Regions from separate parts of the Homo sapiens genome. Here region 2 is linked to region 1. Evidence: chromatin loops called from intact Hi-C (ENCODE). Cell type or tissue: Calu3. All regions are shown on one strand. Each heading gives the region's core, and the rest is flanking DNA. Links, peaks and the distances in the headings are about the cores only.

The links. A loop is a pair of places that touch in the nucleus more often than their neighbours do. Peaks named below come from ENCODE experiments on the same cell type or tissue, not always from the same donor. Only the 100,000 strongest peaks of a DNase experiment are listed, where the experiment ranks them.
Region 2: it touches region 1 in a loop (4-fold over the local background); 15 of 110 quality-filtered maps call a loop at or near these places.

What each region holds. Positions count from the first base shown.
Region 1 is chr4:22,382,338-22,398,858 of GRCh38, forward strand. It overlaps ADGRA3 (adhesion G protein-coupled receptor A3), which reads right to left. Exons shown (of 19, transcript NM_145290.4): 17 at 10,208-10,353; 18 at 6,751-6,846; 19 at 5,039-6,610. The coding sequence ends at 5,368. Among named protein-coding and RNA genes, the nearest start is that of MIR12115, 120 kb to the right of the region's middle. RefSeq lists an enhancer at 2,956-4,155. In Calu3, for the core only: no CTCF peak of the experiment used is centred there; a DNase peak (open chromatin) is centred at 7,114.
Region 2 is chr4:22,122,380-22,138,900 of GRCh38, forward strand. No RefSeq gene overlaps it. Among named protein-coding and RNA genes, the nearest start is that of KCNIP4, 180 kb to the left of the region's middle. In Calu3, for the core only: a CTCF peak has its summit at 7,237 (motif pointing right); a DNase peak (open chromatin) is centred at 7,262.

The DNA.
Region 1 (16,521 bases), core at 3,807-11,806:
CCTTGCTGATAAACAGTTTGCAGTAAAGGAGCCAGCCAAAACCCACTAAAACCAAAATGGCCAAAAGAGTGACCTCTGGTTGTCCTCACTGCTACACTCCCACCAGCACCGTAACAAGTTTACAAATGCCATGGCAACGTCAGGAAGTTACCCTATATAGTCTAAAAAGGGGAAGCATGAATAATCCACCCCTTGTTTAGCATACCATCAAAAAACAACCATAAAAATGGGCACCAGCAGCCCTCGGGGCTGCTCTATGGAGTAGCCAATTCCTTTATTTACTTTCTTAATAAAGTTGCTTTCACTTTGCACTGTGGACTTGCCCTGAATTCTTTCTTGCACGAGATCCAAGAACCCTCTCTTGGGGTCTGGATCAGGACCGCTTTCGGGTAACACTGTGAACTCAAAACATCTGAGACAAGTCTCAGTCAATTTAGAAAGTTTATTTTGCCAAGGTTAAGGACATGCCCATAACACAGCCTCAGGAGGTCCTGATGACATGTGCTCAAGGTGGTAGGGGTACAGCTTGGATTTTTACATTTTAGGGAGATATGAGACATCAATCAGTATGTGTAACATGTACACTGGTTTGGTCTGAAAAGGTGGTACAACTCGGTCTGGAAAGCCAGGAGGGGGCTTCCAGATCATAGGTAGATAAGAGACAAACTATTGCATTCTTTTGAATTTCTGATTACCTTTTCATCGAATACACAATTTATAGTCACTTATGCCTTAGTCTGGCTTAGTGAAACAACAGGGCAAAGGAAGCAATCAGATACGCATTTGTCTCACATGAGCAGAGGGATGACTTTGAGTTCTGTTTGTCCTTTGTCCACAAGGAACTTCCTGGTGGGCACATTGTGAGGAAGTATGTAGCTTTTTTTTTTTTTTTTTTATCTTCATAGCTATCTTATTTTAGGAATAGAATGGGAGTCAGGTTTGCCCAGTGCAGTTCCCATTGGCTTGACCTTTTCCTTTGGCTTAGTGATTTGGGGGTCCTGAGATCAATTTCCATTCACAGTACTCATGACCAAATCCAGCTTTGCAAGCAACCATGTCTTGCAAATATAGGTCCTGATTAGAACATCAAAATTTATCCATAAAAGCAAACCTTCATCAGTATTATATGCCAAAACAGGGTGAACACAATGATTACAAAATTGAAGATGTGATTAGCTGGATTCTTTGGAATGCATCTGAAGAGTCTTCTGAAAACATTTTGAACTTTTTGAAAATACCTGATAAAGGTCTTCTTAAACCAGATGGCAGCAGTAAATAATGGATTACATATACATACACACACACAGTCTCTTTTCTCCTACCATTTTGTAAATATGATGCAATTAGGTTAATATGTGTTTTAAGCAGCATCAAACAAGTTTGTTGAACAGAAGACTAGTGAGATTTGGGCCAGGAAGTAATTCTAAGCATTGAACTTTATCAGAGAACGTAGTGGTCCACCTCCATCAATGACTCTATAAATGTAAGCTTCTTAATACTATGGTCCTGTAAATTCACATTCAGTATCTACTTCTAAGCCTCTGGCATCCCCAGTGAAAGGAGGCTGAAGAAAAAGCTTTATCCAAAGGCTGCCTGGGGCCTCACATAATACAAAGCTGGGTCGGGTCTACAAAAAAGGTGGAAAGACCACGTTTATCAGCCAACAACAACTAAGTTAACACACACTGTACATGTTCATCAATCAGTATCCCCCGTAGCCCAGTTATGACCACTGCTTAGGAGCTTCTCATGGCCAATAAAAGACATGGCTGTGAAATGATCTGAGTAGGTCAGAAGGATTCAAGAGAGTTCATACCAAAACTAAACAAACAAACAAAAAGCAGAATTTCATTGGTTACAATCTCACCTTTGTCTAAGACCTAGCAACATGCAGTCACATTTTTAGCACTGGCAGATTACAAACAATGAAAAATTTCTCCTTCAGGAGAAATTGCCTTGTTTATACAAATAAATCTATTGATTTTATTTTGAATTTATTATTGCTTATATTTCAATATAATATATTGAATAATATATTATATATTATTCAATAATATATTATATATTCAATATATTCAATAATATATTATATATATAATAAATATAATTTATTATTGCTTATATTTCAATATAAGCAATAATCCATGGACAGCATTAATACAAGTGTTAAGAAAAATATAACAAAATTAGCAAAAGTGACAGAATGACTCAAATTTGGAAAACATCATTAAGTGATTATGAACAATCAAATCACCTCTCAGATAAAAGCACTGGAGTCAATATTAAAATAACTAAATGATTACTGGAATCCAAAAAGAAAAACAGAATTAAGATTTGTTTTAAATTTTGGATTGCTGTTGTATGCCTCACTTACCTTGATGATTTAGTTTAATTCCTGCATCAGATGTTTTCAGTTAATGTTTTTACTTCCTAATTTTGTATGTTCTCAACCAACTTCAGTTTGGGCATTCTGAACTCAATACTTGAAACATGTAAGTCTGTTCTAACATTGTTGCTTCTCTATAATGAGACCTATGTATAGATTCCAATCAGCAACTAAACCTAAGTTGCCATCTGTATATATTACTAATATAAATATATTGAACATACATATAGTTACATTGTTACATTTATCCAAAATATCCTGAGATTTAAAAATCAGTTGCCACCTATTAATGACCTGAAATATTAATATACATGTACGTTAGTATATAAATCTAGTCACAAAAATAGTCATACACAAATCTAATTTCTAACTGTTACCTAAAAAGCAGGTTAGTATATAACATTATATATGTAATCTGTAGATATAATGTTTACATTAAGAAAACAACTTTTGGCTGGGCTCAATGGCTCGTATCTATAATCTCAACAGTTTGGGAAGCAAGGGTTGGAGGATCACTTGAGGCCAGGAGTTTGAGACCAGTCAGGGCAACACAGTGAGACCCATCTCTACAAAAATAAAAAGAAAAACAGCCGGGCTACTGGCTTGTTCTTGTAGTTCCAGCTACTCAGGAGGCTGAGGTGGGAGGATGGCTTGACCCCAAGAGCTCGAGGTTACAGTGAACTATGATCCCCACTGCACTTCAGCCTGGGCAACAGAGTGAGACCTCAACTCTAAAAACAAAACAAAACAAAACAAAACAACTGTCATGAAATAAAAGAATCATAACTGTTTCCTTAAGCAGAATATAACCAACTATACCTTATTATGAAACTAAAACTCAAAACAACTAAGATAAGAATAAAGTCTGATACAATTTTATAGATAATAAACACCGTAAAAGCAATGAAATGTGTTGCCAAGCACGGCGGCCTCAGCATTGGCAAACATGGTTCTAGCCGTGGGCATGGTATAACCTGCCAGCATGTCCAGCAAGCCAGAAATTCTTTGGATCTTAGTTGTCAAATTTTTTAAATTAGGAAAATGATCATGCTGATCTCTAAGAAAACTGAAACATCTGTTAGCAGTTTACAATTCTATGAAAAATAGAGAATCTCAGCTATAAATCATAAACGACAAAGGTGGGAGGAATACAATATATTACTCACTTCCTATATACAAATATCAAAACTCTAATTGAAATACTAAGGATGAGTAAGTGATCGCTCATCACTCTCCACGCTATGAGTAACAAAATCCCCTTGAACATTTTTAGCAGAATCTCCATCTTCTTCCAAGTGTTTGATTTCTTTTCCAGTCCTTCCCCACCGCCAGCACCTGTTCTGTTACCTAAAATAAGGCATGTTTAAATGAATAAATGCTTGCTGAATGGGCAACATCTTCCAGGAAGGAAAATTCCTCACTTCCTATGCAGAGGCAGGAAAAAGAAGAACAAGAAAGTTATCTCCCTAGGTACAGCTGACCAGCAGGTCAAACAGGTTAAACACCGAGCAAACAAAAAAATAGTGATAAATAAGAATTATTCACTCCATTTCTTATTAGCTTATCTTTGTCATTTCCAAACACCATCTTGTACATAATATATCAATTTACCAGGAGACCATAAACCAGGAAATATAGCCAAATCTATCCACTGGCTGCTTTATTTCCCCCACCATAAAATAACATCTCTAAAACTCAAACCTAAAAGGCTTAAGTAGAACTATCGGTTTTATTATTGTCAAGCAAAATAACATTTCTAATGCAGTAACCCAGTGAAAAGTGAACATTTACACTAGAATGGGTAATCTCAGGATGGCTCAGAGAATTGTTCTCTGTACATAAGCAGTTAATCTCTCAGAATTTGAAGTTTATTAAGCTAAACGGCTTGATTCTTTTTTGCATTTCTCGAATATGTACTTTTGAATCCAATCTGATTCAAACCTTTAGACTTCCGCTGAAAAGAGATCAAAGTTGTGTCAATTTTGCAGACATTGTCTTGCATACGAGAGAACTGAGAACCACAGTGAGACTCAGGACAGGAGATGGGTTAGACTGCAGTGTAGCAAAGACCAGTGAGCGAGAACTTTTGCAGTAGAGCTGTTTTTAGAATTCCGGAATGGGATTTAATCAGTACTTCAGCATGAATCTAAGGAACTTTATCTGTTTAAGTACAAAATAAAAGTCAACATAAGAGCCAATATTGAAGAATGTGAACCTTAAGTGGTAGCTCTTCATTTGCATTCAAGAATAACTTTCGTGCAGCAATCACCCCCACCTGGCCACACCAAAAAGAGTAAGAAACTTAAGACCGAATATAAAGCAATGAAAAGGCCACGACCATGTTGAAAATAGTATTAATAGGATCCAAGGAATAACGCAAAAGTAAGGCAACGTAGGAAGTTTTTTAGGCATTTCCATTTTCAAAAAACATCCTGAGAGATCCTTTTAAAACCTGGTAATATTTAAAACTAGACTTATAAAATACAGCAACCCAAAAATCACTTTGATTTATGTGCCAAAATCAATACACTTAACCATGCAATATATATATATAACTGACTTATGTGTAACTCTAATTAAAATACCCCAAACCACTAATTTCATTAAAATAGAACTAAATGCTTATATTGTAAAATATAAAAATAACAGATCGACACAATAACAAACACCTATTTATTATATTAAATACAAGCCTGAAATATTAAGTACAAATTACAGATTCCAAGAAATTACATTTCACATCCCAAAATGTCCTGTTGGTGCTTTGACAACTAAAACAATGTTTTAGAAAGATTTTGTTTCAGATCCTAAAAAATAGCAACAATTTGGGGATAAAAATAAGTAAAATCCAAAACTTCAAAGTTTATTCCAAATTCTTTTGAATCCCTATGGTGGCTGTAAACAGTTTTTAAATGCTCATAGCTTCAAGGAATGTGAGTATCACAGTTTATATGAATTTCTGCCTAGGAAGCCCAGCAATGTTACACAGTAGTTTCGTGTTTCCATAATCCAGTCCTAACATTGCCAGTGCTATCGGTACCGAGCAAGGGTCCCTCCTGCCCATTGCTTTTAATTGGTCCATTCTGAATGGCCAAGTTGAGGCCATAAGATTTTTGCTGATTTTCAAGTTCAACCACAGCTGGCTTCCTTAACGCATCTTTTTTACTAGTGGTTGAAACTGGCTTTTCAAAATTTCTGCTACTTTTGGGAAGTGTGCTACAAGCATCGCTGCTGTCTTGCTGGGGTGGGTTGTACTGTCTCTCTCTGTAGGCTAAATAAGCTCTTCGGCTCCTCGAGTGTCCTTCGTTATTGCCCAGCCGGCTTTTAGGTAAGCCGTTCTGCACGCTTCCTTCCACGCTCGTTGGGACATCGTAGGCATATTCTCTCAGGACTGTGAGTCGGCTTGCCCGGTGTCCTTTACTTCTGTTTTTATGGTGGCGGCTTGAGTGCACATTTGTTCGAAACTGAACTTCTAAAGGCGCCACGTGCATTTTAATATCATTGTCCATTGAATGTTCTGTCAGACTATTATCAAGCTGAGGGGTGGAGTTCAAAGGTAAAGAATTGGCATGGCACTGAGCTGCAGCCGCCTGCAAGTTTGTTAATTTGCAGCCCTGGGAGGAATTTTTGAAGCTTGAAGCACTTTTGTTTGTGCATGAAGACTCCGCACTGCTATTGGGGCATTTGGGTGCCTCTCCATTCGTCCCATTAGAGTTGGGGGGCTGGACGTTGACTTGCACTGAATACGAGCTCCGTCCTGGGCAGCAAGTCATGATCCACGCAAGTCTAACATCCTCCCTATTAACACAATGGTGGACCACGAAGAACGCACTGAAGCTTAAACTTGTGGCTCCAAAAACGAAGCTAAAAACCAAGTCCAAAGGGTAATACAAAGAAACAGCCAAAGCCCCAAACATCCACAGTGCAACATATAAGAGCAAAGTAAGGCTGGCCCCCAAGAGCTGAGAATGAAAAGTGTGCTCATTTTCCAAGGCTGATGTAGAAATCAGAGACAAAGACATTGAATCCTGATGATTTATTTCGCCATTTTCATTGGCTGCCAATCTCTGTTGCTCCTCCGTGGGCTCCTTAAGCTCATATTTGCGCTCAGGGTGTCTTTTCAACTGAATAAATATGCTCAGAAAGTACATGCAGTTTACAAAAGTGATGAAGCTGGCTGGCCCATAGAAGGCTCCCAAGGAGGGTTCCCATGCCATCCAGCAACTGGAAAAGAAAATGGTAAACCAGATCGATGCTACATGTTTCAACAAATTATCTACGAAATTGCAATCACCTGTAATGCCTAGAAAATACTTAAAAGAGAAACAACTGGGTCAAGTACACAGAGAATATAAAATACTCACTAGGGTGCGTTTGGCCGACTGCCGTAATTCTTAATGTTCGCTGCTGCAGTTATGCCGCAAACAATGATGGGGATACCACCACCAATCAGGTAAAATCTAGAAGGAGGAATCACAGGAAAAACCACTCATCATTCCATTTCTTAACATGTATCTCTCATAATGTCTCAGTACTTCAAAAGTCATTCCCTGAAGATTAATTATTATCTTTATTCCAATAATAAGCTGAGAGTTAAGTTGGGAGGCTGATTTATTAGCAGTAATGTGTTTTTATTTTGTTTTTTAGATTTCTTGTTTTAAAGCACAAGGTCTAGTAAGTTTCTGAGTAGAGGAAAGCTGATCGGCTTCTGCCACCTTGTGGACAGGCAAAGTAACACTCTGAGCCTGCTGGTAGGATTTCAGCTTACTTACTCTTACTTTTTTTTTTTTTTGTAGCAGGAACTGGCTTCTTTTAGATTCAGCCGGTGAACTGAAAAGTGCCTTAGTTCACACAAGAAATGTAATGACATATTAATTACTGACTAATGTTCAGCTCAACCTGCATGTCCCAGGACTGCCCACTGCTGTGTATCTCATCGCCAGTCCACTGAGATTAAGGTAAGGAAGGTATCTGGATCCCAGCAGCTTCACAGAGTGCAGAGGCCCTACCTGACCCCTTTTCCAAAGAGAGGTGGGGACAGCAAGGGAAATGATGGTGCAATAAAAACTGATTGAAACAGAGCAGTGACTGGTCCTACAAAGAAAAACTCTGTGCTCATCTCTGAGCTCCTTGATCTCTCTGAAAATAAATTTCCATTCTGGGTAAGTCAGAATCTTAATTTTGCGTTTGCTCCTTCCTGAGACATGGCCCCAAATCTTGCACTGGGTGGATAAAGGCAATATCTCTGATACATTTGTCCATATATTGTTTCTTCCTTGTACCTAGTTACTAAAATCCTTTAACATGATGTTAGTACTGCTGAAAACTAATTACCCTATAAAACTATAATTCTGCCTTCTATTCCACAGATTAGAGAGATGCCAATAATACGTGACCTTCCCCTTCTTCCTGCTGTACTAATTCACATCTGCTTCTTACCTGAAAAGAAAGTATTATTTCCAAAATTAATCTTGGGTCCTATCACCCTCTCTGTCTTCTTTCAACGCCCCCTACCCCCGTTCTTGTTATCAAATAACCCTATTTTGCATCTTTAAAATCTTCTCTATTGCTTATTTCTAGCATGCTTCTCTACTGCTTATATATATATATATATAAAATACATATTATATATATATAATACGTATTATATATATATAATACGTATTATATATATATATAAAATACGTATTATATATATATAATACGTATTATATATATATATAAAATACGTATTATATATATATTCAAGTTTCCCCATCTTCTAAAACTTTCCTTGAACTACCACTTCTTTTCTCTCTTCCTTCTGCCAACGCTGGTACCACCACTTTCTCGCCTTTATCACCTTATTGTCAGCTGTACCCACTCACCACCATGATGCTAAAAATGTCCTCTCTGGGGTCAGAAGAATCTCACTGGCAAATCTCGTGTCCCACCCTCCAGGTAGGCAGCAGTGTTGCTCAGGCTTCCATAAGCTCAAGGATATGGGGGAAGCAGGGCTAGAGGGCGGAGCTTGAGCTGTCTAATGCAAAGAGGATACTTGTGTGTCATTTGGGGACTGCAGAGAGTTTGAAGCACCAGCTGCCTTTTCCTTAACTCTTTATCTTTCTTCTCAGAACCTTATAGGAATGAACAGCTGCTTAAGGTTAAGATTCCCAAGTTTCTAAGCCAAACACCATCATCTCTCATTTCTCTTAATAGAAGTGAGGGAGGTGTCAAATCTCATCCTACAACATAACTCTGGGGCCACGGAGCACCCCTGCTGCTCCTTGTCAAACACAGAACCACTCTCCCACAAATCATCCATGTTCTCGGGTGTTCTCTTTCTGCAGCCAAAAATCCAGTGACTTTTTCCACGGCCCATCTATTAAACATTAATAAGGTCCAAGTATCGTTCTTTTCTTAACTAACTTCTCCCTGGGAGTTCCTATTCATTATCATGGCTTCAGTGACCACATAAGGAAATGTCTCCTGCTCCTCCTAGACAATCTCTAGCTTGTCCTCTCTGCTGAGCCCTGGACTTCTAAAAAATGTAAACATTCCACAAGAAAGTACTGAGGAGCCTGCCACCCCATTTCCCCTCTCCATGTCTCCCCCGCCCACCTGCCATTTCTGCTTTTCCTATCTTATTTCTCAGTTGATGGAAACACCCTCCGTCAAGGCACGCTAGCTAGCTAGAATAGACAACTTGCAGCCATCTTCAAATTTCTCTCCCTCACACAACTCTCTTAAATCCAGCTGGACATCAATCCTAGAGAAACTGCCTCAAGCCTCTCAAACTTGTGTCCTCTTCTGTGTTCTCCCTGACACTGTTCTGGTCTTCATGGGGGCTGCCCTAATAACCTCAGCAGAATTCCTTGTTCTTAGGAATTCTGATTTATACTCCATACTAGAGCCATAGCTATCCTTCTAAAATGACACCATGTCAGGCCACTCCCTTAGTTAAAAATCTTCAGTGGCTGCCCACATTTTAAATAGGACACACAAAGGCCTCAAAGCCAACTTTCATCCTGAATTCCTGCTACTTGACACCAAACATCTGAGGCTCCAGCCAAACTGCATTCCTCAAGGTTTCCTCAGCTCACTCTTCACTTCTACACTTTGTCATGATCACAGTAAAGTTCACGCCAGTGGTCCAGCATTTCCTAACAACCCCCCGCCCCCAAAATTAATGGCTTCTTTCTTTACATTTTCAAAGAACCTATCTCCACTATGCTTCTCACACAGCGCAGTCAGTGCTCATGCCTTTCTCCTCCTGCAGACTATAAACTCCCAAAGGGCAAGGGAGTCTTCTGTAAATCCCTGGCCCAGGGCCAGTGACATATCAGGCATTCAACAAGCTTGGTCATCACTGATAGATTTTATTCATCCAGCATGATAATCCATTTACCACTTTTCATATTATAATGGATAGGAAAAACACACAAGTCTTCTTGTCCTTTGCATAGAATAATTAAACTGATACATACTTGAGTATGACATAAGACCTCAAGGAAATAAAAACAGCTGACAGTTTCATAGAGCCGATTATATGGCCAATCCCCTCTTAAGTGCTTTGCCCATTTACTCATTTATTCCTCACAACTCGAGGATGGGAGAATCAGCCCCACTTTTGAGATGATCTTGGAAGGCTCAGAGAGGGTACAGAAGTTGTCTGAGGACTCGCAGCGGGAAGGATGCCTGAGCCATTTTCAAAACCAGGCAGTCCTGCATACAAGTCCGTTCTTTTACTTCCCAAAATTCACTCAGCAATTTTGTTATAATTTATGATTATGCTTCAATGAAAGCAAACAAAACAATTAATACAACAAAGATATGAGATACCTGAGCATTGGTCTTGGTGGAGGTGGTGGTTCATCAGGATCCTGGCATCTTTTAGCTTTTTTAGTGACTTGTTTGTAGATATTTCGAGCTGTCACTCCTACCCATAGTACTGTGGCAAGGGTGGAATAGTGAAGAATTATCCCAACCTACAAGGAAGATCAAAGAATAAATAAAAGAAAAAAAATGTTCCTACTAAGGCTTACCTCAAAATTGGTAAGTAACTCAGAAGTCTGATTTGAAAGCAGCAGGAAGGCCTATCCTAATAATCAACTCTGTTGCCTGCTAAGGCAACACTGTGTTCTAATAGACATGTGACAGGGAATCACAATCCTCAAATACACAAACCAACAATTGGCTCTAGGAAGCCCACAAACTACCATTTATACCAAAGACGACCCTTAATACAGGACAGAACTGGCTCCCAGACATTAAACCAAAAGTGTGTTTTTCATAGATGTGACATTATACATTAGAGTTCATTTTCTTTTTTTTTTTTTTTTGGGACAGAGCCTCGCTCTGTCACCCAGGATAGAGTGCTGCAGTGTGATCTCGGCTCACTGCAACCTCTGCCTCCTGGGTTCAAGTGATTCTCCTGCCTCAGCCTCCTGAGTAGCTGGGACTACAGGTACGCACCACCACGCCTGGCTAATTTTTGTATTTTTAGTAGAGAGAGGGTTTTGCCATGTTGGCCAGGCTGGTCTCCAACTCCTGACCTCAGGTGATCCATCCACCTCAGCCTCCAAAAGTGCTGGGATTACAGGCATGAGCCACCATGCCCGGCCTAGAGTCCATTTTCTAACATTCTTTTTAAGGAGGAATATACAGAGGGCACAGGTTAACTACAGGGTGAAGGCCACAGCACACACAGAATAAGTTCCAGAGTAAGAGACCTGAGATATGATTCAGAGCTTTTATACACTGTAACAATCACAAAGCAATATAATAATATATTGATGGTTAAGAGGGTGAACTCAGAAATGAAATTTTCCTTGATTTTTAAACTGGTATTCACCTCTTACCTGCTGGGTGATCTGAGCAAAGTCACGTAAGACCTAAAGTGCTGGCTTCCTCACTTGGGAACCAAGAGTAATATAAAAGTACTGTGAGGTTAAGTAAGATGGTCCACATTAAGCATTTAGCAAATCGCCTAGTGTGTGACAAGCAATTAGTAGAAATCACTATATTATTACTTATTAAGAATGTGATTTTGAGGAAATAATGCGACCTCTCTGAAATTAACTTTCCTCAATTTAATAGTAGAAAATTATCAATCGCCACCTCTAGGGGTTTCGTAGGAATTGAATGGACACAATTCATGGGATATAATAGGTGCTCAGTAAGTATAGGATAACTGCAATATATGCAAATGATACACTTACAGTTTCTATTTATCACATGACCTATACATGAAGCAACTCTAGTTGAGGATGAAATTCTAGATGAAGATGTGAGGAAATGAGAGAAGCTTAAATTTTAGTTTAAGAAAAGTAAATGTCATATGTCACTGGAGTATCAAGGACATAATCCAGCTTTCTTAACCAGTAACTTGCTTTTTTTTAATCACTGCTTTTTTATATAATTATGAAATTCCAAGAAAAAATCTGTCATTCTAAAGGGATGCCTCTCCAACCTCAAGAAAATCAAAGGTCGATAATAAAATTATGGACCACTGTCCAGAGTTTATTTTAATGAGAACCAATCTGCAGCAAACACTTGGTGACCTGAAAGCCCAAATCTTCTTTTGCAGGAGAAAGCCAGGGTGGCCCCTCTCCAGATAAACCTTGCAGTGGCTCTGAGGTGCTGGGAGGTGGGATCAAGTTTGGCCCAACTACAAACGTCAGAAATGATCGTCTTAAAAAGAAAAGTGGCTTCATGGTTCCCATTAGTTTTGCTGACTGCGCTGTGAAAGCAAAATTTATAGACAGAAGTGGAACAGAAAGCATAAAATAACCCTTTTGAGCTATCAAGTCACACCAAATACTGTAAGTAAAAATAGTATAAATGAATTTGATGCATAGAAACCAATAAATTCAAAACAAATCAGATGCTGACTCAAAATGGTCAACTCTACTATTGCTGGAGGTGTCTCTGACACAAAGGTCAAAAGAATGAGGTAGGGCTCTAAAATACAAAAGTAAAAATACAGGTTAAAGGCAACTCCCACATAGGAGGTGTCAAACAAAGAATTTTCTACAGGGGACAAAACACATCTTTAGGCACTGAAGTGTTTTCTATGGCATTTCTAAATTTCCAGAGGAGGTTTACTCTTAAAGATACTGAAGCCTGATTATTACCAATAGTGGAATTTTAGGGGTATGATGACATCTGCTAACACAGTCAGGAAAGCAAATCACTAAATATTCTACAAATTTCAGAAAAAATGAGTGATTAAAATCTAGTAGGAAAGATTTTTTAATCTTTTGGAATGTAGTACTTCCTACTGTATTCTCCATCTCACACTTTGTCTACATGAAATACAACCTTGCTATCACATTTTCTTCCAAATAAATCAGAGATGTACATGGCAATTCTGTAAATTATCTAGAAGTAATCTAATTCATAAGGCATGTAAATAATTACTATTATTAACTAATGTTAAATGCAGTAGATTATTACTCAAGAAAGCCACCTTACCTCGGGACACTAATTTCCAAAGTTGTAAAATGGGTATAAAATAATTATCCTAAAAAGTTCCACTCTATGTATTTGTTATCTAACTGTAAACTCTCACATACTAGAGTTCATTTAACAACCAATACGCCTACAGCAGTGCATTATGCATAACAATTGTGCCAAAAAATAAACTTTATGATGAATACAAGCATATAGATGATGAATATGTAAACAATTAAAATATTAACAGCTTCCATTAATAAATGCCTGCTATGTATCCAAAAACATATTCTTGCATGTGATTTCACTTTATCCTTTTATCATCACCATTAGGTCAGTGTTAATCTTGAGATATGAAAACAGAGACTAAGACTGAGAGAAGTCACCCACTAGAGATTACACAGTCAATAGTACGGCTGTCATTCAAACTGAAGTTAGATGGTTCCAAAGCCCTTGCCCTTTCTTCTCCCCTACGGTGTCCACTACTAAGTACTAAAGCAGAGTGATGGGGGCTGAGAGGCACTCGGAATCAAACGGACTAGCATTTGAATCATGCCTCTGCCACCTAATGGTCCTAGTGACTTAGGGAAGTTATTTCAGTTGTCTATGATTCAGTTTATATAGTTATAAAATACACAAAGAAAAACTACCTCCTAGGGTTAATATGAAGGTTAAGACATAAAACATGCACAGTAGTTGACAAGTAGAATGGTCTTAATATTCACTGATCAGATTTTTCCAAATACATCTCTTGTGCCATTGCAGCAATCCTCTAAATAACAGATCTCAAGGGCACCTAACAAGGGTGGGTGGCACTACATTTAATAAATTCAATCATGGATTGGTGGAGCAACAAGGTATCTTAGATAAGATCCAGCTGAATCCTTTTATGGCAGAGCTAAGAAAACCAAGGACCAAAAAATTAACAACCAATTATTTGGCAGTGTATCATGAACCAGAACACAGATCCCTTCCAGACTTGAGTCAACGGCCCTTGCACTTCGTCACTCAACTTCTTAGTTCTCCTTCAGCACCTTTAGCAAAAGAGAGTTAAAGGCCGTAGAAAGCACCTAAGGTCCTACCTGAAATGAATTTAGAAACCAGAGTGAGAAGTACCTGGCTGGTAGCACCTTTAATAACTTCAAGCAATCACTGTGAGGGAAGAAACTACATTACAACCCATTTATACTGTTCATAAAATATGTAAGCTCGCAAAGGGAATAATAAAGACAAACTGCACATAAAAACATGTACACATGAGGGCTCAGGTTGTCAGAGGTAAGAACCTTAACAATCATTTAACTTAACTAGCCTGACCCATTTTATAGAAGAAACGTTAAGCCCCTACTAGGTTAAGGGACTATTCACATAAGCTGTTCTGGCAGGACACAAAATTAGAACCCAGCTACTAGGATCTGGAATCCTAGACTAGTCCTTTTTGCATTCTACCACTCTGCTCTCGGCCGGTGATTACCTGAATTGAGTATTACAGTGACAAAGTGAAGCAAAGAATGTCTGAGTCAGAAATATAAGAATGATGCTATGTCTTTCATCAAAGGGAAACACATTATAAACATAGAAGAGAACGACAATGAAACGTCTAGACTTGCCTTTCCCTTTTGTAAACCTTTAATGGCATTTGTTCTTGAAGCCCTAAAAACTCATTGCAATTCCTCTCTTTTTCCATTTAGAAATGGTAGAAAATTCCACTCAGGACAATGAAAGGCAGTCATCTTTACAACAGCGTCTTTCCATTCATTTCCTTAGTGAAATAAATTTATGTGTCTGCTTCAAGAAATCAATGAATACTTTTAGACACAATGAAGACCTTTATTGCCACTGTGTGCTGAGTACTCTCCTAATAGAGTCAAAATGGCTCCAGGTTTGAATGCCTTCTAATGTGCAGACAGAGGCTTCTTTTTGTTCATTCACCCAGTAAACATTTGCCCAGCATCTATTATGGGTCAGGCCTTGTACTGATCCCTGGATAAGCACCAGTGAATCAACTACTGTAATTCTTTTTTTTTTTTTTTTTTTTTTTTTGAGATGGAGTCTCGCTCTGTCATCAGGCAGGAGTGCAGTGGTGCAATCTCGGCTCACTGCAACCTCTGCCTCCCAGATTCAAACAATTCTCCTGCCTCAGCCTCCTGATTACCTGGGACTACAGGCGAGCGCTACTACGCTCAGCTAATTTTTGTACTTTTAGCGGAGATGGGGTTTCACCATGTTGGCCAGAATGGTCTCGATCTCTTGACCTCGTGATCCGCCTGCCTCAGCCTCCCAAAGTTCAACTACTATAATTCTTATGCTTGTAGAGCTTGGAGTCCAGGGAGAGCTTAGAGTTCAGAGATAGTTAAACAGTAAATCATAAAGTTTCATAGGCAGTATGGAATTTTAGTAAGGACCTGATATGATTTAGTTGTGTCCCCACCCAAATCTTGAATTGTAGCTCCCATAATTCCTATCTGTCATGGGAGGGACCCAGTGGGAGGTAACTGAATCATGAGGGTGGGTCTTTCCTGAGCTGTTCTTGCGAAAGTGAATAACTTTCATGAGATCTGATGGTTTTATAAAGGGGATTTCCCCTGCACATGCGCTCTCTTGCCTGCTGCCACGAAAGACATGACTTTGCTCTTCCTTTGCCTTCCACCATGATTGTGAGGTCTCCCCAGCCATGTGGAACTGTGGGTCAATTAAACCTCTTTCCTTTATAAATTACCCAGTCTCGGGTATGTCTTTATTAGCAGCATGAAAACAGAATAATACAGGTCCACAGAATAACACTGGGGGATACAGGAACAGAATCTCCGAAACAGTAACAATAAAGTGAGACCTGCAAGGTAAGTGGGAGTCAGCGACATGAAGAAGAGGAGAAAGACTGAGAACACAGAGGAGCTATCTTCTACACATGGATGTAGTTGATCTGAGACCCATCATCTGACTTCTTGTAGGCAGTTTGTTTACAGATGTGTAGTAACAGCCTAAAACAAAAATATATCACACAGATGAGAGGTAATTTCATCAATAATACTAATATAATAGTGGTAACAGGTAACATTTATTGAACAGTTAGTATATGCCTGGTACTCTTGAGATGCTTGAGTCATTTAATCCTCTCAACAATTGTTACACACACACATTTTAAATTGGATCTCAGGTATACAATATTGGATTAATCATAAGCCACAGTATCATCTCACAGTCTAATGAGTGGGCCCAGCACAACCTGCCTTTATTTAGTTACTGTTAATAGTATGATAAGTACATAAGAATCTACCAGCAAGACACAAGGTAGGACCTTGTCAATAATCTGTTATCTAATCATATGACCCCCTCATCACAGGTAACTATCACCCTATTATATCCTCTGTATCATCACCCTACAACCTCTGTTCATCACTCCCTTGCTTTCTCTTTTATAGTTTTATTGCACCTATTTTTTGTTAAAGTGGGCTGTTTATTTTAGTGATTTTTACCTTTATTAAAAAAAAACAAATGGTGAATGTTAATTTATCGGACTTACTTTTCAACTTTTCACTTAAAACTAATTTGTGCTTTTCTGCATTGCTATAATTCATTGGTTCTGACTCTTGTATAATAACACAGGGTTTGTTAGTTCACTCTCTCTGTGCTGGGCATTTGGGTTGCTTCCAGGTTTTTGATATTGTGCATAGTGCTGCAATGAATATTCATATCCATGC
Region 2 (16,521 bases), core at 3,277-11,276, 260 kb before region 1:
TTTCCTTGGAAGAACCATGGTTAACAGACCTCACTATGAAGAATCTGTTTAAGATCTTCCAAAATTCTTCACTGGCTAAATTGAGGAAAGCTATTCGTGCTGTTTCCCAGTGCTAAATGAAAATGCAAGACCCTCTGTTTAAAAACTGTTAAGAATCTTAGGATAGAAACAGCAGAGTGTTAAACAAAGCATGGTGCCTTCTCAATGCCCTGTGTGTGCTTCTGTCTATAGAGATCAGCACTTGTCCAGGCCTGTAGTACCGGCTCCTCATATGGCTGAGGTGGGAGGGCTGCTTGAGCCCAGAAGTTCTGGGTTGCAGTGAACCATGATCACACTACTAAAGTCCAGCCTGGGTGACAGAGACCCTGTCTTCAGAAAATAAGAAGAAGGATTTTAAAATAGGAAATTGGCACTTGGCGATAACAGATGTAATGTTACTTTGTCATGAGCTATATAAGGCTCTTTCTATGAGATTGTGAACCCATTGAGGGTTTTGGGGATGCAACTGAGTTTGCAACTAATTATGAGATAAGGGAAACATTGGTCAGGCAGACGCACGGATAGAATTACAAATCATCGCCTTTATCAAAGCTAAAGTTGATATTGAGAAACTTGGGAGCATAGAGAGAAGGTCTGATTGCCTGGCTAATGGTAATACACTCTAAAAGAAAAGCTACTCAGGGGGAGGTTACAAGATGGCCAAACAGGAACAGCTCCAGTCTACAGCTCCCAGCGTGAGCGACGCAGAAGACAGGTGATTTCTGCATTTCCAACTGAGGTACCAGGTTCATCTCACTGGGGCTTGTCGGAGAGCGGGTGCAGCCCATGGAGCAGGGCGGGGCATCACCTCACCCAGGAAGCTCAAGGGGTCGGGGAATTCCCTTTCCTAGCCAAGGGAAGCCGTGACAGATGGTATCTGGAAAATCAGGTCACTCCCACCCAAATACTGCGCTTTTCCAACGGTCTTAGCAAATGGCACACCAGGAGATTATATACCGCGCCTGGCTCAGAGGGCTCCACTAGCACAGCAGGCTGAGATCCAACTGTAAGGCGGCAGTGAGGCTGGGGGAGGGGCATCTGCCATTGCTGAGGCTTGAACAGGTAAACAAAGCAGCTGGGAAGCTCGAACTGGGTGGAGCCCACCCCAGCTCAAGGAGGCCTGCCTGCCTCTGTAGACTCCACCTCTGGGGGCAGGGCATAGCTGAACAAAAGGTAGCAGAAACTTCTGCAGACTTAAACTTCCCTGTCTGACAGCTTTGAAGAGAGTAGTGGTTCTCCCAGCACAGAGTTTGAGATCTGAAAATGGACAGACTGCCTCCTCAAGTGGGTCCCTGACCCCTGAGTAGCCTAACTGGGAGACGCCTCCCAGTAGGGGCCGACTGACACCTCATACAGCTGGGTGCCCCTCTGAGACGAAGCTTCCAGAGGAATGGTCAGGCAGCAATATTTGCCATTCTGCAATATTTGCTGTTCTGCAGCCTCTGCTGGTGACACCCAGGCAAACAGCATCTGGAGTGGACCTCCAGCAAACTCCAACAGATCTTCAGCTGAGGGTCCCGACTGTTAGAAGGAAAACTGACAAACAGAAAGGAAATCCACACCAAAACCCCATCCATATGTCACCATCATCAAAAACCAAAGGTAGATAAAACCACAAAGATGGGGAGAAACCAGAGCAGAAAAGCTACAAATTATAAAATCAGAGTGCGTCTTCCCCTCCAAAGGAATGCAGCTCCTCAGCAGCAATGGAACAAAGCTCGATGGAGAATGACTTTAATGAGTTGAGAGAAGAAGGCTTCAGACTATCGGTAATAACAAACTTCTCCGAGCTAAAGGAGGATATTTGAACCCATCGCAAAGAAGCTAAAAACCTTGAAAAAAGATTAGATGAATGGCTAACTAGAATAAACAGTGTACAGAAGACCTTAAATGACCTGATGGAGCTGAAAACCATGGCACGAGAACTATGTGACGCATGCACAAGCTTCAGTAGCTGATTTGATCAAATGGAAGAAAGGGTATCAGTGATTGAAGATCAAATGAATGAAATGCGATGAGAAGAGAAGTTTAGGAAAAAGAGTAAAAAGAAACGAACAAAGCCTCCAGAAATATGGGACTACGTGAAAAGACCGAATCTACGTGTGATTGGTGTACCTGTAAGTGACGGGGAGAATGGAACCAAATTGGAAAACACTCTTCAGGATATCACCCAGGAGAACTTTCCCAACCTAGCAAGGCAGGCCAACATTCAAATTCAGGAAATACAGAGAATGCCACAAAGATACTCCTTGAGAAGAGCAACTCCAAGACACATAATTGTCAGGTTCACCAAAGTTGAAATGAAGGAAAAATGTTAAGGGCAGACAGAGAGAAAGGTCGGTTTACCCACAAAGGGAAGCCCATCAGACTAACAATGGATCTTTTGGCAGAAACTCTACAAGCCAGAAGAGAGTGGGGGCCAATATTCAACATTCTTAAAAGAATTTTCTACCCAGAATTTCATATCCAGCCAAACTAAGCTTCATAAGTGAAGGTGAAATAAAATCCTTTATAGATAAACAAACGCTGAGAGAGTTTGTCACTACCAGACCTGCTTTACAAGAGCTCCTGAAGGAAGCACTAAACATGGAAAGGAACAGACAGTACCAGCCACTGCAAAAACATGACAAATTGTAAAGACCATCAATGCTAGGAAGAAACTGTATCAACTAAATATAACCAGCTAACATCATAATGACAGGATAAAATTTACACATAATAACATCAGAACTCACCCGTAAATGATGAGTTAACGGGTGCAGTACACCAACATGGCACATGTATACATATGTAACAAACCTGTTCGTTGTGCACATGTACCCTAGAACTTAAAGTATAATAAAAAATAAATTAATTAATTAAAATAAAATAAAAGAAAAAGAAAAACTACTCATACTTCATAATTGGCTAAATGCTCCAATTAAAAGACACACACTGGCAAATTGGATAAAGAGTCAAGACCCATCAGTGTGCTGTATTCAGGAGACCCATCTCATGTGCAGAGACACACATAGGCTCAAAATAAAGGGATGGAGGAAGATCTACCAAGCAAATGGAAAACAAAAAAAAAAAGCAGGGGTTGCAATCCTAGTCTCTGATAAAACAGACTTTAAACAAACAAATATCAGAAGAGACAAAGAAGGCCATTACACAATGGTAAAGGGATCAATTCAACAAGAAGAGCTAACTATTCTAAGTATATATGCACCCAATACAGGAGCACCCAGATTCATAAAGCAAGCCCTTAGAGACCTATAAAGAGACTCAGACTCCACACAATAATAATGGGAGACTTTAACACCCCACTGTCAACATTAGACAGATCAACAAGACAGAAAGTTAACAAGGATATCCAGGAATTGAACTCAGCTCTGCACCAAGTGGACCTAATAGACATCTACAGAACTCTCCACCCCAAGTCAACAGAATATACATTCTTCTCAGCACCACATTGCACTTATTCCAAAATTGACCATGTAGTTGGAAGTAAAGCACTCCTCAGCAAATGTAATTGAACAGAAATTATAACTAACTGTCTCTCAGACCACAGTGCAATCAAACTAGAACTCAGGATTAAGAAACTCACTCAAAACCGCTCAACTACATGGAAACTGAACAACCTGCTCCTGAATGACTACTGGGTACATAACGAAATGAAGGCAGAAATAAAGATGTTCTTTGAAACCAATGAGAACAAACACACAACATACCAGAATCTCTGGGACACATTCAAATCAGTGTGTAGAGGGAAATTTATAGCACTAAATGCCCACAAGAGAAAGCAGGAAAGATCTAAAATTGACACCATAACATCACAATTAAAAGAACTAGAGAAGCAAGAGAAAACACATTCAAAAGCTAGCAGAAGGCAAGAAATAACTAAGAACTGAAGGAGATAGAGGCAAAAAAAACCCTTCAAAAAAACCAATGAATCCAAGAGCTGGTTTTTTGAAAAGATCGACAGAATTGATTGACTACTATCAAAACTAAAAAAGAAGAAAAGAAGGAAGAATGAAATAGATGCAATATATAATGATAAAGGGGATATCACCACCAATCCCACAGAAATACAAACTACCATCAGAGAATACTATAAACACCTCTATGCAAATAAACTAGAAAATCTAGAAGAAATGGATAAATTCCTGGACACATATACCCTCCCAAGACTAAATAAGGAAGAAGTTGAATCCCTGAATAGACCAATAACAGGCTCTGAAATGGAGGAAATAATTAATAGCCTACAAACTAAAAAAAGTCCAGGACCAGACTGATTAACAGCCGAATTCCACCAGAGGTACAAAGAGGAGCTGGTACCATTCCTTCTAAAACTGTTCCAATCAATAGAAAAAGGGGGAATCCTCCCTAACTCATTTTATGAGGCCAGCATCATCCTGATACCAAAGCCTGGAAGAGACACAACAAAAAAGAATTTTAGACCAATATCCCTGATGAACATCGATGCAAAAATCCTTGATGCAAAAATCCTCGATAAAATACTGGCAAACTGAATCCAGCAGCACATGAAAACAATTATCCACCACGATCAAGTTGGCTTCATCCCTGGGATGCAAGGCTGGTTCAAGATATGCAAATCAATAAACATATTCCATCATATAAACAGAACCAAAGACAAATCCACATGATTATCTCTATAGATGCAGAAAAGGCCTTTGACAAAATTCAACAGCCCTTCATGCTAAAAACTCTTAATAAACTAGGTATTGATGGGACATATCTCAAAATAATAAGACCTGTTTATGACAAACCCACAGCCAATTTCATACTGAATGGGCAAAAACTGGAAGCATTCCCTTTGAAAACTGGCACAAGACAGGGATGCCCTCTCTCACCACTCCTATTCAACATAGTGTTGGAAGTTCTGGCCAGGGCAATCAGGCAAGAGAAAGAAATAAAGGGTATTCAATTAGGAAAAGAGGAAGTCAAATTGTCCCTGTTTGCAGATGACATGATTGTATATTAAGAAAACCCCATCATCTCAGCCCAAAATCTCCTTAAGCAACTTCAGCAAAGTCTCAGGGTGCAAAATCAATGTGCAAAAATCACAAGCATTCCTATACACCAGTAACACACAAACAGAGAGCCAAATCATTATTGAACTCCCATTCACAATTGCTTCAAAGAAAATAAAATACCTACTTACAAGGGATGTGAAGGACCTCTTCAAGGAGGACTACAAACCACTGCTCAACAAAATGAAAGAGAACACAAACAAATGGAAGAATATTCCATGCTCATGGATAGGAAGAAACAATATCGTGAAAATGGCCATACTGCCCAAGGTAATTTATAGATTCAATGCCATCCCCATCAACCTACAAATGACTTTCTTCACAGAATTGGAAAAACCTACTTTAAAGTTCATATGGAACCAAAAAAGAGCCTGCATTGCCAAGACAATCCTATCCCAAAAGAACAAAGTTGGAGGAAACATGCTACCTGACTTCAAACTATACAAGTCTACAGTAACCAAAACAGCATGGTACTGGTACCAAAACAGAGATATAGACCAATGGAACAGAACAGAGCCCTCAGAAATAATACCAAACATCTACAACCATCTGATCTTTGACAAACCTGACAAAAACAAGAAATGGGGAAAGGATTCCCCATTTAATAAATGGTGCTGGGAAAACTGGTTAGCCATATGTAGAAAGTTGAAACTGGATCCCTTCCTTACACCTTATACAAAAATTAATTCAAGATGGATTAAAGACTTAAATGTTAGACCTAAAACCATAAAAACCCTAGAAGAAAACTTAGGCAATACCATTTAGGACATAGGCATGGGCAAGGACTTCATGACTAAAATACCAAAAGCAATGGCCACAAAAGCCACAATAGACAAATGGGATCTAATTAAACTAAAGAGCTTCTGCACAGCAAAAGAAACTGCCATCAGAGTGAACAGGCAACCTACAGAATGGGAGAAAATTTTTGCAATCTACTCATCTGACAAAGGGCTAATATCCAGAATCTACAATGAACTCAAACAAATTTACAAGAAAAAATCAAACAACCCCATCAAAAAGTCGGCAAAGGATATGAACAGACACTTCTCAAAAGAAGACATTTATTTATGCAGCCAACAGACACATGAAAAAATGCTCATCATCACTGGCCATCAGAGAAATGCAAATCCAAACCACAATGAGATATCATCTCACACCAGTTAGAATGGCGATCATTAAAAAGTCAGGAAACAACAGATGCTGGAGAGGATGTGGAGAAATAGGAACACTTTTACACTGTTGGTGGGACTGTAAACTAGTTCAACCATTGTGGAAGACAGTGTGGTGATTCCTCAAGGATCTAGAACCAGAAATACCATTTGACCCAGCCATCCCATTACTGGGTATATACCCAAAGGATTATAAATCATGCTGCTATAAAGACACATGCACACGTATGTTTATTGTGGCACTATTCACAACAGCAAAGACTTGGAGCCAACCCAAATGTCCAACAATGATAGACTGGATTAAGAAAATGTGGCACATATACACCATGGAATACTATGCAGCCACAAAAAAGGATAAGTTAATGTCCTTTGTAGGGACATGGATGAAGCTGGAAACCATCATTCTGAGCAAACTATTGCAAGGACAGATAACCAAACACCACGTGTTCTCACTCATAGGTGGGAATTGAACAATGAGAACACTTGGACACAGGGTGGGGAACATCACACACTGGGGCCTGTCGTAGGGTGGGGAGAGGGGGGAGGGACAGCATTAGGAGATATAACTAATGTAAATGATGAGTTAACGGGTGCAGCACACCAACATGGCACATGTATACATATGTAACAAACCTGTTCATTGTGCACATGTACCCTAGAACTTAAAGTATAATAAAAAATACATTAATTAATTAAAATAAAAGAAAAGAAAAAGAAAAACTACTCATACTTCAGCGATGGAACTGGAGACCCAACCTGCTCACAGGGGAAAGGCTTTTAAGCCTAAAATTAGAGTGAATGAGAAAGGGTATAGTTTCTCTGCCAGCAGAGAGTCCTCAAAGCAGAATTCTGAAAGAGGGCTACACTGTGTTCAATACTTTGTTTCCTAACTTACCAATTATTGGGGCCCGTCTCCTGCCCTGGGGGAATGACCAGGAAGGATGACACAGGAGGCCAATTGTGTTACTCTAACAGAGGTCGCTGCAAATACAAACAGAAAACAAGGGGTACGTTCTACCCTCCTCCAACAGAGGGCAGCATTCACGGCGTAGACCTTATTCTATCTCCAGTCTCAGCATCATGCTCAAAACGTATTTGTTAATCAAGTTGTTAACTGTCGGGTTGATGACCTCCAAAGAGATACCAGCTTTTAGAGTCAGGCCTGATGTTCCTCTCTAACTTCACGCCCCGAGGCAAGTAATCGAGCCTCTTTGATTTCATCAACTGAAATCCAGATGGTAAATACCTAGCTCACAGGAGCCTGGTGAAGGTTAATGTCTGTCAAGAGCTTATCCCAATGCTGGTGGGAGGGAGAGAGGCGTTCAAAGAGGCGAGCTCCCCTCTTCTTTTTTCTAATAAAACCTGCTCTCAGAAAAAAAAAAACATCTAGTATACATCATTGTCATTTATGCTTCCTCCAATGAATTTTCCTCTCAGGGCTTTTTTTTTCTTCCTGTTTCAGCCCCTTCCCTCAGTGTTATGAAAGGCTAATTCAGTCACTTGTAGTTAGCAGCCAAAGAAAAAGAATTCAGGAGGAGGGTGTCTTTCTGGAAATCAGGTGGAAATCAGGATCTCTCTGGAGTATGCTGTTGTCATTATTTTCAATTCCACCCCCTTCCCACACTCCACGTCTGTTTCATGCTAAATTCTTTTTCTCTGAAGGATTGTCAAGGGGACATATGTCCCTTAGATGGCAAGAGGGATATGAAGGATAATGGGAAATGGGGAAAGAAATAAGAAAGATTCGTGTCCTGATTGCATTGCCTCTAAAAACAAATGAAATGGGAGTCAGGATCTGTGACTTTGCATTGCGAGGTTTAGAGAATTGAAACCTAACATGCTTGCTTTTAATTGCTCCTTAATGGTGTACAGAATTACAAGACATTAAATTACTATAGAGGAGTGCAGACAGAATTACTTTATCTGAGTAAAGTCACCTTTAGCTTTTTAAGTTAGCCATTAGGCAGCCTAAATGCTAGAAGACGCCACAATTACTAGTTTTGTTGAAAGCACAGTGGAATATATTCCTGAAGAGTTAGACCCCACCCTCAGCTAGATATCATGAGAAAAGCAAATGCCAAATACCTGTGCCACTTTGCCTGAGGTGCCTAGTATATATCAACTCTATTGCAAGGAAATCGGTGTAAGAGAAATTAAAGCTGCAAAGGGAACTTGAGAGCCACATAGAAGCTGCTTTGTATAGTGGAAATGACACAGCCTTTGGGAACAGGCAGGACTAAAATTGAATCCCAATTCTATTTCCTTGTTGAGAGACCTTGGGCAAATATTTTTCCCATTAAGTAGAACGAATACTGACATGGTTCATGGCTTTTGTAGTGACTGAATGAGCTGCTTCATGGTGGGTGGTACTGCAGACTAGTAAAGTGAGTAGGCTTCCAACCTAGAATGCCTGGTTTTGAATTTTGCTTTGCTGTATGACTAGCAGTGTGACCTCACTTAGTGTGTCTCTTATTTCCTCATTCATAAATAAGACTATTAACGTTACCTATTCTATACAGTTGTGAGAATTAAATGAGCTAACGTATATACAGTAGTGTGGAACTTAAAAAGGACTTAAGAGGCTGGGCACCATGGCTCAGGACTGTAATTTCAGCACTTTGGGAGGCCGAAGAGGGTGGATGGCATGAGGTTAGGGGTTCGAGACCAGCCTGGCCAACATGATGAAACCCTGTCTCTACTAAAAATACAATAATTAGTTGGGCGTGGTGGCACGTGCCTGTAATCACAGCTACTCGAGAGGCTGAGATACGAGAATCACTTGAACCCTGGAGGCGGAGGTTGCAGTGAGCCGAAATCGCGCCATTGCACTCCAGCCTGGGCGACAAGAGCGAAACTCAGTCTCAAAAGAAAAAAAAAGGACTTAAGAGTCATTAACTGTTATGTAAAATACCTACTACTAGAGGGCTGGATTCTTTCTCCTTTTCTTCCTCGTAATTTTATCCATCAGAACAAAGGTTTCACAGCAGTTTAAATGATTTGAGGAGGTCTAAATAAATATTTCTTCCAAAATCATTTCCCCAACAGTCTAAAACAACCATTATGAGTTACTTTGGTTACAGGCACTGTATCCCCCATTATAATAGAAAACACCTAATCTAGAGAGATACATTATTGCACTATTCTTACATCGACATTATCAACTTCTGCAGATTAATTTCATCAATAGAGTTCCAACTGTTCAAAAAGTCCAAGAATGGAGATAAAACCTTGAACAGGTAAGTTTTGAGGAGATCATAGGAAAGGACAGAGAAATGAATGAGCTGGGAGAAATCTGGCTTGGATTTTACAAGGCAGTGGAGGAACCCCTGCATCATCATGGGGAATTGGGGTGATGTCAAATATATGTGGGATTTAACTTTGTATTCTTAAAACAATATATGCCCATTTTCCCCACCCCCCATGTAGGTGGATTGTTTATCTTGGCTATTCTGAATAATGCTGCAGTGAACATGAGGGTGCAGATATCTCTTCAAGATGCTTATTTCATTTCCTTTGGATATATACCCAGAAATGGGATTGCTGGAACATAAGTTGATTCTATTTTTAGTTTTTGAGAAATCTTTATACTGTTTTCCACATTTATTCCCATATTCTCATTTACATTACCACCAACAATATACAAGGATTCTCTTTTCTCCATATCCTTGTCAAAATTCGCTATCTTTTGTCTCTTAAAAAAAATACGCATTCTAACAGGTGTCAGGTAATATTACATTGTGGTCCTGATTTGCATTTCCCTGATGATTAGTGATCTTAAGCATAAAAATAATTAATGTTTCTTGAAAGCCACTTTGTATAAGCCAGACACTATTCGAAGCACTCTGAATGTACTGATTTCTTTAGTCCTGTGAGGTCCTATTATTCCAATTTTATGGTAGAGAAAATTAAGACAAAGAGAAATTAAGCTTGTCTAAGTTCATATAGGTAATAAATGCATGAGCTGGCATTGCAAACCAGGCATTCTTGTTGTTCCCAGTGTCTTCACCATTTACCAGTAAGTTCTATTGCTTCTTCACTAAGATATATTGAAACAAGTGACAGTCCATTTTCTTCCATATTATTCATACTACCTCCCTTTTTTATGCCTTGAGATACAGTTTAGTTGGTACACTGGTACAGTTAGTGGTTTCTTTCATGGCCATGGCATTGATTGTAGTAACTATGAGCAGTTCATGCAAGACTCCAGCACATCCAGGTAAAAAATAGAAAAGAGAGCTCAACACTTTGAGCTAATTACATGCTGAATGTTTTTTTTCTCCTGCTGAGTTGATCGAGTTTTCAACATAACTGCTGCCTATACATAACTGCTGTCTGTTTGCGTGCCAGTGAACGTGAGGTTTTTATTTTCCCTAAGTAATCTACTCCTTGCGTGTCATTGAAAGTGACGTTACAATGAATCTATCAGTTCAAGCAATATTATTATTTTAAAAACACATGGTGATCTGGAGGATTTTGTGGTTTTCAAGTAACCTGTTTTATTAATTAATCATAAGTGTTGTCTGGTGTTGATTAAATTTCCATGGAGAAAGAGATAGCATAGGATATGCTGGATATGTCCAGAATCACACAGTAAAAGCTAAGTCAAATAAAGCCTAATTATATTAGCTAATATTTGAGTACTTTTTATAAATCAGAAATTGACCAGGTGGATTCCTATAGACATTAACTTATTAAATAATCTCAACCTTAAGAGGCTATACTGTTTAGATACACATTCTATGGGAAATGTTGGTTTAGAACTATTATTTAGAATTATTGGTGAGAAACTGAGGTTTAGAATAACTAAATTATTTTCCCTGGATTAAATATATGTTGTGGGACCAGAATCTAAACCAATTATGCTTGGCTGCAGACTGCAAACTCTTAGATTTACTCTAGTCTATCTCTCTAATTATTTGTAGTATGGTTATGAGGATATTTCATATCCCAAATTCTGCCTCAATGGCTCAGTGATCTTCTCTGAGAATAAATTGTGATAATTATAAATCTTAACTACTCCATGAAAGACACCAATGAGAAGAATCATAAAGTAATGTGTAATGCTGAAGTGGGTTCTGCCGAGGTAGGATGCATTATTCATGCTGTTCTCTCACCTTCCTTTGTCCATATATTAAATATGCATTTGCTTTTCAAGATTAAGTTCAAAGTAACTGACAACCTCTTTGATGTTTGTCATAATTCTCCATTTCTTCCTTTTAGTAGAAATTGTACCATTTCTATTGTGAACTGATGTATGCATATATTATGAATCCCATGTACATATATTGTGAACTCAACGTATACAGGCCAATCTTGGCACTGATAACTCTTTATTACAATTCTTTGTTTATCTATCCCTGTTTCTAGACAGCATATTCCTAGAGGAAAGCCACCATACCTCGTTCATTTTTGTGTCTCCAGAACCTAGCACAGTAATAAACATGTATTAGTAATGTATTGTTATTTGTTGAATCAATCCATCAATCTATAAACCGTTAGTGGGAAAACAGACTGCAATAGTGACATATGGGTCGTTTGGCTCTGGAAGAGTGGGTTTAGTGGGTTGTTACATATAAATGTCAATCTAATTATTGTGTACTTTTCAAACACACTATTAGTGTGTATTTTTCAAACACACTAATTCGTAGTGTTTGAAAAATAAAAGACATCATTTTACTTCTTGTCTTTTCAGGCTGTGTGTCCCCCCAAATATCATCTCGAATTGTAATCACCACATGTTGAGGGAGGGACCTACTGGGAGGTGATTGGATCATGGGGGCAGATTTCCCCCTTGCTGTTCACTTGCTAGTGAGTGGGTTCTCACGAAATCTGGTTGTTTGATAAGTGTCTGGTACTTCCTCCTTCTCTCTCTCTCTCCTGCCACCATGTAAGATGTGCCTTCTTTTCCCTTTGCCTTCTGCCATGGTTGTAAGTTTCCTGAGAGCTTCCAACCATGCAGAACTGTGAGTCAATTAAACTTCTTTTGTTTATAAATTACCCAGTCTTAGGTAGTATCTTTTAGCAGTGTGAGAATGGACTAATACAGCTCTGCATGTCAGTTAGATGAGATTTAGTGGAAGAGAGTAAAGTGATGTGATGATATTACTTGGAGAGACTCATGGCAGAAATGCTTGATTGTTTTGAGACAGTGAAGGTGGAGGTTCTAGTGTGTGGTCTGTGAAAATATGGATGTAGTGGGAAGACAGTGACACAGAGGAGTTCCTGCTAGAACAGTCCTGTGGTATTGATGATGGTGTTACTCAGCAGCCCCTGTACCAAAGTCTTGCCTTCAGTAGACACTACCTTGAAGGAAACTGCAAATGATTATTCCAAGTAATTATTTTGCCATTCTGCACAATGGGTGACCCCTGTTGCATTCTCTAATGACAATGGATACTCATTGTGTTTGAAAGATGTGTTTCTTTGATATGTTTTTCTGGTTACAAGGCATCTGTGCTATATTCCCTATCTTCTCCAGCACCATCCCCATGAAATACAATTCTGAAGTTCACTTATTTGTAATAAGATAACCTGTAAAAAAAAAAAAATCCTATTAAACTAACAAGAACGAATTGTATTGTTTCTAACTAGATATCCTAGCAAATAGGTTAATTATTAAAATAAGTGGTTGTCGGTAACACACACTCAAGAAAAGGGAGATCTCAGGTTGGTACTGACCTAATTAAATTTGAAGACAGTGGGTATCCATTGTCATTAGAGAATGTAACAGTGGCTGCCCATTGCACAGAGTGACAGATTGTTACTTGGAATAATCATTTGTGGCTTCCTACAATGCACTGTCCATGGAAGGCAAGGCTACGGCACAGGGGTGCCGAATAACAAACATCATCATGAAGTGTACAGAATAGACTGGTAATTCATAACTGTGTAGGAGGATGTTAAAATTTAAAGCATAAACATGTGGTTTTAAATTCTTAAAATGCAGTCACAGAACTAAGGAGTTTCTATAACTGTCCTAAAAGTACATCGCTCTTATTATAAGAGTACATTACCTCTTATTGCTGCTGATTTGATGGAGACTATAATCAGATCCAAAATGTGATCTTTCAGATTACTGAAATACAATATAGGTTAAATTCTTAGCCAGGCCTCCTACATGAGAATTAGGGTATTGATTGGGAAATAATGACACTCTGAAAATTGGAAGAAGAACATCTGCAATGATTTGGATAACTTTTTATACCTTAAACCTCCCAATTCCGCTGAAACTCCTTTGCTGTCAGAAACCTCCCCTTTTGGAGCTGATTCTTGTCATTAACTCTTATCTAACATCTACCAACTGTCATTGCCTCTAAGCCTAAATGTAGAGGCAGATTCTAGTGTTCCTGGGGTTAAGGAATAAGGTATTACAAAGTCAAACCTGAGATGAGAAGACTTGCACACCAAAACACTCCAAGGTTTTGCTAATACGTGTCAAGAAAAAGCATGGATAATTATGTAAGGACAGATTCTAAGGGAGATACAGTCAGTATTTTAGACTGGGCTTAATTTATTGATATAAATACTTTTGCCCAAAATTCTGCACTCAATGTGCTGGGTGGAGCAACTCATGGTTCTGGTTGTTGGTCTTGTTGGTTGGCTAAAATCTGTATTCAACTGGGGAGTAGACTAAGTGAAATCAAGACATTAGAATTCCTGTGATCATGCAAAAAAAGAAATAAATAGGTTTAAAGACATTGAATTTGTGTAGTTAATCTATTATATGTGAGCCATTTACCCACACTTTATATCCCCCGAGAGATCAAAGAGAACATTCTCTTCACTACAAGACTGGGAAGTACATTGGTGAGCAGAGCACCACCCTCTTAGAAAAGCAGGTGTACTTTGGATAAAGGGAGGAGGCACTGCCATTGAACGGGCCCCCTCATTGTAATCAAAATGATGATATCTCTGGGTGGCACTTAACCAGCTGAGGCAAGATGAAACAGCTAGCAATAATTTGTGGCAGGGCTCAGGAAGTAAAGATGGTAGCTTGACCATCAGGGATCTTTGCATGATGCAGTGGCTATCATCAGGTTAATGGTATTCCCTGGAGCTGTGCAACAAGGTGGTATCATTTCTAGGAATGATAGATATGGTAGTCCACTAAGATTCTAGTTCCTCTGTATGACAAAAGCAAATTCAGTCATGTGTTGCTTAATGATGGGCTGATGTTCTGAAAAATTATGTCCACAGGCAATTTCATCATTGTGTGAACATCCTAGAGTATACTTATACAAACCTAGATGGTGTAGCCTACTACACCCCTAGGCTGTATGGTATAGCCTAGTGTTCCTATGCTTCAAACCTGTGCATCAGGTGACTGTACTGAATACTGCAGGCAATTGGAATGCAAGGGTATTTGTGTATCTAAACATAACTAAATGTAGAAATAAATACAGCATAAAATATGAAAAATGACACACCTGAATAGGGCACTTACCATGAACAGAGCTTGCTGGACTGCAAGTTGCTCTGGGTGAGTCAATGAGTGAGCGGTAAGTGAATATGAAGGCCTATGATATTACTGTATACTACTGTAGACTTTATACACATGGTACACTTAGGTTACACTAAATTTGTAAAAATATTTTTCTTTCTTCAATAACAAATTAAACTTCACTTACTGTAACATTTTTATTTTATACACTTTTTATTTTTTTAACTCTGACTCTTCTGTAATAACACTTAGGTTGAAACACAAACACATTGTACAGCTGTACAAAAATATTTTCTGTTTTCTATCTTTTTTCCATAACACTTTTTTCTATTTTTAAAAATATTGCTTGTTTACTTTTTAAATTTGTGTTAAAAACTAAGACCCAAACACACACATTAGCCTAGGCCTACACAGGGTCAGGGTCATCAATATCACTTTCTTCCATCTCCACATTTTGTTCCACTGGAAGATCTTCAGGGGCAATAACATGCATGAAGCTGTCATATCCTCTATAGCAATGACTTCTTCTGGAAGAAGACCTGCTTCTGAAGGACCACCTGAGGCTGTTTTACAATTTTTTTTAATAAATAGAAGGAGTACACTATAAAATAGTGATAAAAAGCATAGTAAACACGAAAATCAGTAAATAGTAATTTATTATCATTTTCAAGTATTACATACTGTGCCTAATTGTATGTGCTATGCTTTTATATGCCTGGCAGTGCAGTAGGTTTGTTTACACCAGGATCACCTCAAACATGTGAGTAATGTATTGCAATACAACATTACTATGGCTACGGCATCACTAGTAAATAGGAATTTTTCAGCTCTACTATAATTTTATGGGACCATCATTGTGTATGCAGTCTATTGCTGACTGCAATGTTGTTATGTGGCACACGGCTGTAAACAAACAAAACTCTAGTATGTTAAACAAAGGGTAAAGGCTCCTCATTGAATTCCCATATCTTTGTTCATGAACAGTGGTCTAGGTCATGGCAACATATCCTCTCCAAATTGAAAGAAAAGTTGTAGCATTTCACATTTTTTAACCATTAAGAAAGGACAGTATTTGGTAGTCTTTGAATTTTGGAAACATCACACACCTCATGCAGTTGTACTGCTTTCACTTACTGAGTTACTCATATGGCTTACAGGTTCCACAGAGGATTGTGAACTTCAGTTCAAGCAGCTTTGCCCTTCGGCTCTAATGATTTAGTAGATATAATGGTGCCTAAAATGTCTGTGGTTGACAAGAATGTTCTATGGAGCCTATTACGAGCCTTAGAAAGAGAACCACAGTCGGTCTGAGAAAACATCTATGCCCTTTTTGGCAGGTAGTAATTCTTTGTTTTAGAAATAGTTCCTGGCTTGCTATAGGAGCTTTGTAGAGAGTGAACACCTAACAATGAAAAAATATGTAGCTGTGTACCCTAAGCTATCCATCATAAATTATTTTTGCTTGATGAAAGAAAGCATATGATCAGGTGTGCCCAGAAGTATTCTATGGTCAAGTGGTAGCTGAATATACAAGATGTAGCATGAGCAGATCCTTGGAGGTACAAGTTTTAATAATTTTCAAAAATGGCTCTCACTCCCAATATGCCTAGCCCTAAGGTACTGTCACGTCTTCCTTAATCTGCACCTATGCTCTCATGAACAAATCCCAATTACAGACTGACGGACCAAGGAAAAAGCTGACTTGCAGAAGGTTCTTCATAATATGTTGAGCTGAAAGTATAATGTGGTGATACTCAATTGAGGCCCTGAAGGACAATTAAGTAGGAAATGCTCCTAGTTTATAAAACTATGAGCAGTCCATCTCATCTTCCCTGTTCAT